3 separate regions of the Homo sapiens genome follow, and all the other regions are linked to region 2. A link is a contact called in ENCODE Hi-C or POLR2A ChIA-PET data. All regions are on one chromosome and are shown on one strand. The core of a region is the stretch at or near the end of the contact, and the rest is flanking DNA. Distances in the headings are between cores, read along the strand shown.

The links. Hi-C counts contacts between places; a loop is a spot of excess contacts on that map. ChIA-PET counts read pairs that join two places held with the same protein, here RNA polymerase II (POLR2A). Pooled maps may share reads with other maps.
Region 1: a loop to region 2 is called in a pooled map, with 4 times the contacts of the local background. The contact joins the promoter of NDUFS2 here to the promoter of PEA15 in region 2. A Hi-C loop is called at or near these places in 1 of 168 maps with a recorded cell type or tissue (uterus) and 1 of 50 pooled maps. POLR2A ChIA-PET finds 5 or more read pairs at or near these places in 1 of 52 experiments (OCI-LY7).
Region 3: a loop to region 2 is called in a pooled map, with 3 times the contacts of the local background. The contact joins the promoter of DEDD here to the promoter of PEA15 in region 2. A Hi-C loop is called at or near these places in 6 of 50 pooled maps.

The regions. Positions count from the first base shown.
Region 1 is chr1:161,199,858-161,203,630 of GRCh38, reverse strand. NDUFS2 (NADH:ubiquinone oxidoreductase core subunit S2) reads right to left here and starts at 1,264. Exons shown (of 14, transcript NM_001377299.1): 1 at 1,151-1,264; 2 at 88-194. The coding sequence starts at 1,245. RefSeq lists enhancers at 997-1,326, 2,591-3,312.
Region 2 is chr1:160,203,218-160,207,208 of GRCh38, reverse strand. It overlaps PEA15 (proliferation and apoptosis adaptor protein 15), which reads right to left and starts at 1,825. Exons shown (of 4, transcript NM_003768.5): 1 at 1,687-1,825. PEA15-AS1 (PEA15 antisense RNA 1) reads left to right here. Exons shown (of 5, transcript NR_123725.1): 3 at 833-1,871; 4 at 2,075-2,138. RefSeq lists a silencer at 1,710-1,969 and enhancers at 2,120-2,169, 2,520-2,619.
Region 3 is chr1:161,130,602-161,134,366 of GRCh38, reverse strand. DEDD (death effector domain containing) reads left to right here and starts at 1,700. Exons shown (of 6, transcript NM_032998.3): 1 at 1,700-1,816; 2 at 3,520-3,552. RefSeq lists enhancers at 1,236-1,545, 2,007-2,830 and silencers at 1,566-1,915, 1,966-2,185.

The DNA.
Region 1 (3,773 bases), core at 15-2,514, 1.0 Mb before region 2:
GAGGGAAACCCTGTCTCAAAAAAAGAAAAGGAAATCAGCTGGGGGCAGGGATGGGTGTGGGTTGGGACAGCAACTCTGGTCACTCACCATTCCAAGGTGGAGGCTTCCAGTGGGCTGTTTCTTTGCTTGGGTACATAACAGCTCCCCCAAACTGCTGTGCCCATTCCACATCTGGCTGCCACTGCCGAACACCTCTGGGGAGTCAAAGACAGATCCTAGACAAAGGGCCTGAACAGTGTTTGGTTCCTGTGTTCCCATTCACTCTCAAGGGGACCCAGGAAGGATGACCTGTTTTTTTGTTTTGTTTTGTTTTTTGTTTTTTTTGAGACTGGGTTTCACTCTTGTTGCCCATACTGGAGGGCAATGGTGTGATTTCGACTCACTGAAACCTCCGCCTCCCGGGTTCAAGTGATTCTCCTGCTTCAGCCTCCCAAGTAGCTGAGATTACAGGCATGCGCCACCAAACCCGGCTAATTTTGTATTTTTTTAAAGACGGGGGTTTCTCCATTTTGGTCAGGATGGTCTCGAACTCCCGACCTCAGATGATCTGCCCGCCTAGGCCTCCCAAAGTGCTGGGATTACAGGTGTGAGCCACCGCGCCCAGCCAATGTCCTGGATTTTTTAATGCCAAGTCACTGATCTGAAGTTAATGTAGCTTCGGCAAAACAAGCTGGAACTCTAGAGGTTCCATTCCTACTAACAAATTATTCCTGGAATAACTCCACCCATCACCCCTGGGCATGCAAGGTTGGGATCCTAGCTTCTTCATATTTTCATCATATTGATATTATCAACCAGGTGAATATGAACGTGAGAAAAGTGTTTGTTCAAGGTCAACGACAGAGAGACAGCGAGCATTCTGGCTCTTTGGCTGAGCTCTACTCAGGTATGACAGGAGAGGTGCATTCAAATTACTGAAGCTAAAAAGCAGAGTCTCCCACTCCGCTGATTTCACCTCGGCACGAACGAACTCTAGACCCTCTCCCCTCCCTCGCCAGAGTGGGCGCCACTGCATCCCGTAGCCCAAGAAATCAGGGATGGACAATGGGGTCACAGGCTTGGGTTATTATTTTCTGGGGGAGTAAAGCGTCCCCAACCTGAGAAACCCTAGCCTTGGAGAAAGTGTGTCGAGAGCTGCCCTCGATCTCACCTGCTGGGCTGAATCGGCAATCGGACTCCAGCCCCAGGCCGCAGCACCTGGGCCGCGACGCCCCGGAAGCCGCACAAAGCCCTCAGCGCCGCCATCTTACTCCGGCTGCAGACTGCGGGAAGGAGAACCGGGCGGAAGTAACTCCAGCGCGCCTCCTTCTTGGCTTCTCACCTATTCGCACAGTGAAGCCGCCCTCTTGGAAGCTGGCAGGGTCGTTTACCGTCGAACTGACAACATCCGGGTCCTGTGACTCGGCTTCACTTGCGTTTAGATAACAGTGACCGCGGTCATCTTTACTGAGGGCGTTTCCTCCCACAGCTCCTGGCTGGCTTTTCTAGGAGCGAGCAAGGGAAAATTGCCGTTCCTGCGTGGGGCAGATACTTCGTGCTCTCTCGCCGAGCCCGCCTGCGTATCTTGGAAACGCGCGGCGCTTCCTTCCCTACTCCCTTCCGCCTTGGCCGCCCTCATGCTTTAGTCCTGCTCTCGGATTGTATCTGAGCCCTGCCCTTATAGGGTAGCCCCAGGCTTTGCCAATTACTTTCCCATCACTGAATCCAAAAGACAGGAGTTGGGAAAGCCAGCTAATTTCCAGATGTCATAAATTGAGATTGGAGAAAGGAGCCTAAGTGGGGCTGGGCGGGTCTGAGAGCTCCCGCCAAACCAAAACAAAAAAGAATAGGATGCCAAGGCCGCCGGCATTGGTGGTGCGGAGGGGAGTGTCGGGGTGTGTAGGAGCCACCTCATCCCAGATGGGGGAGTGGAGGTCCTCTGTGGGTGACCCTGACATCCTCCAGGCTTCCCGAACCTACAGAATCACAGACCCAGGAAGCGCCCTTAGAGATGCCTCACACCCCACTTCCGTCTTGCGTCAGCCTCTTTTCCCTAACGTCTTTCTGACCCTGCTATAGCCCTCCTGGGTAATGGCCAACAGCACGGAAATGTAGTAGCACCAGGAGTCTGATCACAATTCTGTATGGACAAAGATTCTTCCAGCCTTAGAGGCTAGTTCCTGTTTTCTCCCTCTGCCTCTAAGCCCAACTCCAGCTGGGCCACCCACCCGTAGAGTTTGTACAACTCTCCAACTCTGAGCCTGGAAAGAGGCCTTCCCCAGATATCCCCTAGACAGGATCCCAGGGACACAGCCCACCAGCAGCGCAGCAGGGTGAGGCAGACAGACCAGGAAGCAGAGATGGTGGAATTCTTCACTGCAGAGAAAGAGGGGAAAGCCAGACTTCTGGCCTGGGAATTGACCTAATGGGAACTGTACCAAAGGGTGGGGCCAGATCCTTAGCTGTGGGAACTGACCAGGACCTGGGCTAGACAAGGCAGCTGCCACAGAGCCAGGGCAGAGGTTTGGTCCCTCTGTTGTCCTCATTCCTTGCTCTTTCCCTGGGCCTTCTTTCTATTGTTGAAACACAGCAAATGTGGCCATGGTGGTGGGGGATGGGAAGGACTGCATTTATTTGCCTTGATCCAGCCTGGGAGAAGTCAGGATAGACTTTGGGCTGCTTGGCCCTGGAGGCAGCTTGAGCTGGGACTGGGGTGGGGGGCTCCTGAGGGGCTGCCTAGGACACTGCAGCTTTTGTGCCTTCTCCCTGCTGCCAACACCCCCACACACACTGCTGCAGCCACTCTAAAGCCCTTTGTCTTTCATTGCTTAGTCACCCCCTTTGTCCTCATCTCAAATAGGGGAGTGGAAAGGGGCAGTAGAGTTCTCTGGTGATAGCTCCTCTTGCCCCTGCCCCTTCTGGTCTCCCACCCTTTGTCCGACTCCTCTAGTCCCAGCCCCGTTGGCTTAGAACCAGGGTCAGGCAAGTGGTGGGTCAAGAGGTGGGTCTGGCAGTCACAAGGGGGTGGGTGATCCAGGAAGTGATAGGCACCAGGGCAGGTATTACCGACCTGAGCAGGAAGGGAGGGGGAAAGGAAGTATTCTGACGGATATGATATGCGGGGGACAGGAGGTGACAAAGCAGAGTGAATAGGGGAATAGAGGCAAGAGGAGGTGGTCCACTTCTGGGAAAGGAAAGAGACTGCTGACTGCACTCTCCTTCCTGGGGATTTCCTGGGGAAACAAGCAGCCAGAGGATGGGGTGAGCAGAAATTGCCCCTACTTCTGAACCCTTCCTTGCCTTGAGAGTTCATACCCAAGACCTCTTTTCCGAGTTCCCTCCTATCCAAAGCCAAAGGAATAATTTGCTTCCTTTCCCTAACACCACCTCTTCCTCCCCAGCCACTTTCCCCACCCCAGGCAATGGATTTCTCCCAGTACCCTAATTTCCCTATATGCACAATGCTGTCTCCACCCTCTCCCTGCCCCAGGGAGAATTAAAAAGAAAAGATGACTAGATATTCCAGGAACCACTGGGTTCTCAGAGCAAGGTGGGGTGGATGGTGGGAGCCAGGTGGGGATTCTCCCAGATTGATACTGGGTGAATCTGGGTTCCTGAGAGCAAGTCTTGCCTATGCTGGGGGCTGGCTGACTTGAGGCTGGGGGAGGGTTTAGGGCAGTTGGGAGTGGGTAGGAGCAGGGCCAAAAGCCTGGGGGAAGCTACTGGGAGCTGGGCCAGGGAAATGGGGAGTCAGGAAGTGGGGAGGGGGAACCCTGGGGGGAAATGGAGGCGGA
Region 2 (3,991 bases), core at 576-3,075:
TTAGGACTCCTGAGATCTGTGCTTCACTGTCCCCATCTGAATATTCGGAGCTGCAATTAGGAAGGGGTGAGCATCCCTGCTACAAAAGACAGAGTAAGTTTGGTCGGAGTGGCTTGGAGATTCAGTGGTTGGCTGCCTACCAGCTGGTGAAGATATCCATCATGACATTGTGCGTGAGGATCTGTGTGAGAGAGTGAGGCGCTCTGTGATTCTGTGACCCTCTTCATGCATGATAATACATCCACACATGATGGGCACGGAATTGAGGAAGTAGGCAACCAGGGAAGCCTGCAGCCTAGGGCATCACTGGCAATTTCCCCAATGGAGTATTTAACCACAAAGGGAAGAGCAATTAAAGCTAATCGCTCTGACAGCCTGGGGCCCAGACACACGTACCACTTTCCCTAACTCCCAGTGGTCTCCCCCAACCTTCATCCTCCCTAATTTGTTTAGTGCACTCTCAAACACTGTTTGCACTTCTCTGACCATCTCTTTCTCTCACTTCCTCCCTCTCCCTGGTTCCCTGACTATCTCTAGACCTCTCTGGAGATGTCTGTCTGCTTCTCACACACATTCCTCTCATTCTCTCTCTGACTTGGGTTCCATTCTTGGCTGACTCATACCCATTCTTTTTCCTCTCCGTTTCTTCCACCCCCTCCTCCTCCATCCCTTGGCCACTCTTACCCAGAAACTAGCCACTCCCAGCACGCTAAGCCCTAACTGGACCCAGGAAGAGAAGCCACCAGAAGCCCCTACCCTCATTAGTCCGCAAAATCCTGTCTCCTTGTGTTAGAGGAATGAGACCAAGATTTTCTCCCATCTTTCCCCACAGTTTTAAAGAGGAACAATCTGAAACCATGGGGCTGGGAAAAGCTGCCAGAAAATCAGGATGGATTTGGGGACAGTGGCCCTTTCTGTCCACTCAGCTGTCCTGTCGGACTGATGACTTGGAGCCCGCAGTTCAGAAGACTCCTCATGGGATGCCCCACCCCACAGAGTGGGGGTGTGGTGGGCGGCCGGATGCGTAGTCCAGGGACGTTTGTGATTTGGAGTGTGCTAGACTATGTGTATAAGTCACATGGGTGTGTGTCACTGTGTGTGCTGGCGTGCCTTATAGGTGTGCGTGTTTCCCTGTCAGTTTTGACACGGATTATATGAAATTAATAAGGGTTTTTACGTTAGATATACATCACTTCTCTACACCCCCAGCTCCTCCTTCCCTCTGGACAAGCTTTCCGCCAAGCCCACCTCTTCCCCAGGTGCAGTGAGCTGGGGGTGAGGGCACATGGTACCAGCCGCCCGCGGAACCGAGACAGGGCTGGGCCGGGAGACCGCCAGCGGAGGCGAGTCCGAAGCCTGAGCGGGGAGGGAGGGGCGGGCGCTGGCCTGGCCGAGCCGGCTGGGCGGGAAGCAGGCTGCATCCTAATCCACAGGCCCCGGTCCGACTCCCAAACTGCCGTTCAGCGTGGAACGGGCTGGCCGGAGCCACGCCGCCTCCAGCACACGCTCGGCGCTCGGGACGCACCGACCGAGGGACGGACCCCGTGAGGCCTGACACAAAGTGGACTCGTCCGGGGTCCCCACACTCCCCGTCTGGCCCCCGGTGTCCCAGATCGTTGCCCCTCCAAGCCTAGACCCCGAAATCTGCCCCTTCCCCGCGACATGTCTCCTCTCCGCCCCTCTCACCGCCTCTGGAGCTGAGCGCTCAGGGCGCGGGCACTCCTGAGTCCCCGGTTCCTAAGCAGCGTCCGGAACCTCCTCCTCGGCTCCCGCCGCCGCCGCCGCCGCTTCTGCCGCCGCCGCCGCCTCTTCCGCCCGCGGAGCCGGAGCCCGAGCCCAGCGCCGCTCACTCCACCCGGCTGGCCGGTGATGTCAGAGCCGGGGAGGGGCGGGGGGCGGGGAATGGCGGGAGGAGGGGGAGGGATGGAGAGGCAGGAGGGGGCGGGGGACCGAGGGGCTGGGGTTCTGGAAGACTCCTAGGATGGGGGACAGAATTGGGCGGAGGGCTGGAGCGGAGACGGTCTCTTCCCCCTGAACTGCGAAACAATTCTCATATTTAATTCTTACCCAGTAGGGCACCCTCCTCCCCTTTTGACCTTTGGATGACCACGGTGCCTAGGACCCCTGGGAGGCACAGAGTAGGTTTGGTTTAGGGGGTTGGAAAGCCTTTGGGGGCTGGATTCTCTTAGCTGCTGGCTTTAATATTTGTAAAAACTTCTTGCCTTGCCTTAAGGGTCAGGGGCGCAGTGGAAAATGACTGATCAGACTTATCCACATTGGGAGTGAGGGGTTGGGGCCACATGGGGACTTGAGGAGCCCTGGATCTTCTCTTTCCAGGATGATGCCTTCAGGCCCTCTTGCGTGCCTCTCACCTTTCCCAAACATGCCCCACTCCTGCCTTCCCCCTACCATGATGTAATTTTATTTTCTGGGGAGAAAAAGAGCAGCAGTGAGCTCAGCATGCAAATATAGACAACTTGCAAAGCCACACTTAGCTCCATCTCCTAGCTCTGCCCCTCTGCCCAGGCCCAATGTGGCAGCTCTCACTTCCCCTCTACCCCAGGGACTTTCCTCCCCCAGATTCTCAGCCAGACTGAAAAGAGGAAAGGAAGAATTGGAGAAGCATCTGTTTTCACCCCCATCTCTATAGCCTAAGGGGTCTTGCCTCAGCTCTGGGCAGGGTTTGGCCCTGGAAAGAAGTCTGACCCTGGGTAGGTCCTTCCTGCCAGGAACTCCAGCAGGCCCAGGTTGGGGGATTCCCCTCAGTGTTTGTGCCACTTCCAGGATCACCCATCTCATCTCAGTTCCTACCTGGCAGAGACTCCTCCAGAAACCTCAAACGAGCCCCTCCTTTCTTGGGTCTACACCATTCCTAGAAGAGGCCCAAGTTCCTGCTGCTCTGGGTTTCATAGCATTTCTCTGCTGTTTCCTCTCCCCAGCATTCCCTGTCACACACTAATCATTTGCCTTTGTATATATCATGTTTGCTCTGTGTTGTAGGGACAAAAACTATTTCGTTGACCCATCTTTGAGACTCATGTAGTTTCTAAGTGAAAGGCTCAGGTCTGGAGGCAACAAGACACAGGGGCCTTGGGCTGCGTGCTAGTTCCACCCATTCCTTGGGCAAGTTATGCCTGAAAGCCTTAGTGTCCTCACCGGTCAGATCAGGGTGCCAATGTCTATTTCTGAGGGTTCTTCTGAGATTCAGAAATAGTAAGTCTCTAGGGACTGGCACAGATGGGTGCTTAAAAAATAGGAGCTATTATTTAGACCGGGGCCTTCCACTGACCTATGCTAGACAGTAAGCTCCACAATATTATTGTAAGACTAGCTTAGTGCCCATACTACTTATTAAACATTTATTAAATAGCTACAAGTTGGAATGAATACATAGTTTCTGCTTTCTACACCCCTGCCACATTCTCTAGGAACACTTCCTGGACTTGTCTGTGGAGAGTGAAAATATATCTAATCTCAGGTCTCATCTTTCCGTACTTAGAAATCCTCTAAGTCTCTCAGCAACAACTTTACACCTGATCCATGAAAAATATAATGTTGGCTTGGCGTGGTGGCTCACGCCTGTAATCCCAGCACTTTGGGAGGCTGAGGCAGGTGGATCACCTGAGGTCAGGAGTTCAAGACTAGCCTGACCAACATGGTGAAACCCCATCTCTACTAAAACTACAAAAAAGTTAGCTGAGTGTGGTGGTGGGCACCTGTAGTCCCAGTTACCTGGGAGGCTGAGATAGGAGAATCTCTTGAACCCGGGAGTCGGAGGTTGCAGTGAACCGAGATCTCACCACTGCACTCCAACCTGGCAACAGAGTGAGACTCCATCTCAAAAAAAAAAAAAAAAAAGAAAAAAATATATATATATACACACACATATATATGTATATGTATATATATATAATGTTTATTATTTATGGGCATCATCTCAAAAATATATATATAATGTTTATTATTTATGGGCTTGTTTAGCTATTTGTAT
Region 3 (3,765 bases), core at 451-2,950, 930 kb before region 2:
TTTTTAGTAGAGACGGGGTTTCACCATGTTGACCAGGCTGGTCTCCAGCTCCTGACATCAGGTGATCTGCCCGCCATGGCCTCCCAAAGTGCTGGGATTACAGGAGTGAGCCACAGCACCCGGCCTATTTATTTCATTTTTTTTGAGACAGGGTCTTGCTCTGGTGCCCAGGCTGAAATGCAGTGGCGCGATCTCGGCTCACTGCAACCTCTGCCTCCTGGGTTCAAGCAATTCTCATGCTTCAGCCTCCCAAGTAGCTGGGATTACCGGCATGTGCAACCACACCCATCTAATTTTTTTTGTATTTTTAGAAGAGACAGGGTTTCACCATGTTGGTCAGGCTGGTCTCGAACTCCTGGCCTCAAGTGATCCACCCGCCTCGGCCTCCCAAAGCTAGGATTACAGGTGTGAGTCACCATGCCCGGCCCTGATGTATATATTTTAGTTAGCATTTTACTATATCTCTGTTACACTAAACGCTTTCACCAGTTTCCTTGATAGTTCTCTATGGTTTTCTTCTTTCCTTTCGGTTTGCCCCTTCTCAGTGTTCTTTTCGGCTTCCCTCATCCTATCCCGCAAATGCAGGTATCCTCTCCAGCCCACTTCATGGCTTCAACAGCTATCTATATGCACACGCACACACACCTCAAACCTTTCTTTTGAGTTCCCAACCCACATTAGCTAATATCCCAGGGGCACCTAAAACTCATTATCTCCCCCCTAAACGAGAAAGAAACTGGTATCATTATTCCCCAGTTGTCCAAGTCACAACATTCGTACCTCTTAAACCAATCTGTATCTCCCCATCCGCACTCTCCCTTCCACAGGCAGACCATCATCATCCTTGCCTGGAAAAGAGCCTCACAACTGCTCTCCTTGATTCTCCTCAATTCATTCATCCTTCACACTGCACGCAGCGATCTAAAATGCAAATGAAATTGTTCACACCTCTGCTGAGATTCTTCAAAGACTTTTCATTGCCTTAAGGATAAAAATCAATTAATTTACAAGGCTTCGCATAATCTGGTCTTCCCCTATCTATTACCACTTTCTTAAGCCACACCAGAACGTACCCGCACCATCCTCCCCACCCCCAATTCCCAACAGCCCTACACGGATCAGCTAGGCGACACTTCCTACAGGAAACCGGCGTTCAAAAGGTAAATGCTGAACAAATGAATTCCGAGACGGGATCTGGGCACCACTTTCGGCTCCGGATCCGGGTTTACGGAACGTCCGGGTTATCAGGAAGCTCAGAGGAAAGGTGAAATCCAGATCTTGACCCTTCACTCAAGTTCGCCAGACAAACCGATCCCCGTGGTATTCCGCCCTTATGAGTCATGGCTGCCAATCCCAGCCTTCCAGTGGGTCTTGAAGTCGCCACCAGCCAGCTGTGGCGCCACCAATGTTTCCCATTCAAGAATGCTATCCTCTTCGATCCCTTATTACCGCCCTAAGCAGCCGTCAAGACAAACCGGCGTTGCCAGCTTGCCCCAAAGCAAGATGGCTGCCAATCTCTATCTCTCCTCCCGAAGTGAAGCTATCCACTCCCCGATTAATGCCGCTGCCAGGCTGCCCTCACTTACTATGGCTACTCCGGCTCATGTCTCACTATGGCCTCGAAGCCGCCACTAACCGGCCGGGTTCCGGGAGGCGCCGTTCAGGATGCAGCCACCCCCGCCCGCCTGTCCCCTCCCCCACGGCCGCGGCGGCGGCGGCGGCGGCGGCTGCTGGAGCCCGGATGCGGCGCCGTGAGGCAGGCCCGGGAGAGCGGCGCGGATGGATCCAACATGGCGGCGCCGAGCCTGAGCCGAGAGTGAGGCGGAGGGGCGGCCGGAGTGGGGAGAGGGAGTCGAGCGGGACGGGGCGGGGCCGGGCGGGGCCGCAAAGGGCTTGGGGAAGGAAAGTGGAGGGGGAGGCGGTGGCGACGTCCAGCCTGAGAACCTCAAGAGAGGGAGGTGACGGGACGCTGAGAGGTGGGGGAGGGGAGCTGCCGAGGGGGGCGTGCAGGGGAGATGGCAACTGCGGGAGAGGGCAGGGGTCGAGACGGAGGAGTGAGGGCATGGGGAGGGGCGTAAACAAGGGCTGAGACTGGGCCCAGCCAGGGGTATTAGAGAGGCCGAGGTGGGGAGTGGGGCTGCGATCCGCTCGTATTGAAGGGGGTAGGAGCAGGAGGGAGAGGCTGAGGGTGTGAAGGGGAAGGGGGCTGTGGCATGTGGTTGGAGGGAGGACTGGACTCTGATGAGGGGTGTTGCGAGGAGGTGGGTAAAGGTCAGAATTGGAGTTAAGACGTTTCTGGGGGGCTTCGAAAGTGTTAAATTGGAGGTGGGAGGGGGAAGGGCCTAGGGGAGAATTTGGGTGGAAAAGGAGAGAACGGAGGCTTGGGGAATGGAGAGAGTGTCGGTGGGAGGAGGTAATGGAGAAAGTGAGAGACTGGGAGGAAGAAAGTTTGGGAGGAAGGGGAGTGGAATGGGAGATAGGACAGTGGAGCTGCACGGGTGATAGAGGTTCGGGGGTTTCCCTTTCCCCGGTGGAGAGGAGGAGAGAACAGAGTTAAGCAGCATCAGTTGCAGCCAATTCTAATTGCCAGGCCCTTAGCTTTTAAGAGGGTGGGAAGGGCAGAAGGGAATGGTCATGTGGGTTTGCAGAATTGGGGTTGGATGAGAATTCAACTGGGTTTGTTTTCCAAAAGACTCCCTAGCTTACTGTTCCCTTGTTTTTCCTGCTTGGGAAAATGGGGAAGCCGGTGTCGCCCAAGTGTGGAGGAGCAAAGGACTTTTCTAGTTTTTAGCATTAGCAATACAAGAGTGGGGGAGCAGACATGGCTATATTGGAACCCTATATGCTAAGGTGGAGGCTCTGGAAGTCTGAGGAGGGAAAGAGAAAAGATAGAGTGGCATCTAGACAGGTTAATTAAATGAGTGCTGTAGTTTCCAGACCCTTTTGCTGTTTTAAGTCTGGAAGGGAGGGGGTAACATGGATACTGTATGTAGAAAAACTTTTCCCTGGTGAAACATAGACGTATGAGTGGATGCTGCGCCATTAGATATTTTGTTCTCATTGTGTGCTAGTTAAGGGAAAGGGCCAAATGTAGAATTTGGAGGATAGTGCTGGTCTGCTGTAACCACTTTCCTCCCAGTTTTTTCTAAAGGTGAAAGTTAACGTTAATATTGTAACAAAATAGGAATAAGGAATTGTGGAGGAAGATGAGAAGCTGCCAGAGGGTAATTGGTTTTCCCAGAAGTTCTTAAATTTGGGAGCTGTCTTGCCGCAAGCCATTGAGACTGGAAATTCTTGGAGTTGGTATTGTTTTTGTAAATTGACTAATAGAGAGTTAGGGAAGCCTGGAGACTTGTTGGGGGTGAGTTCTCTAAATGGTTTTAGGCTTGTCTGTGTACTTTTGCAACGAGATTGTCTAATTCTATGGGCCTCTGAGGTTTCAAAGTAAAACTTGAAAATTAATTATTTTCCCCTCCTTATTTGTTTTTGTTTTGCTGCTGGCTGTGAAACTTGTGCTAGGAAGAGACCTGGGAAATTAAGTTTCTTGCGGAGGTAAGTCTGGAACTTTTTTATTGTTTTCAAACAATGGAAGGGAATGGAAATAGCATGGGAGTTATTTTGAGGTTGGGTCCATTAATGAGGAGGAGAATGCCAGGGAAAATGAGTTATCATTCATCCATCTGAGTGCATGAGATCTGTTGTAATCACTGTCTTTAGTTAATTGGAGATAGGAGGTGAAAGAGAAGGAGATTTAGATGTCTTGGG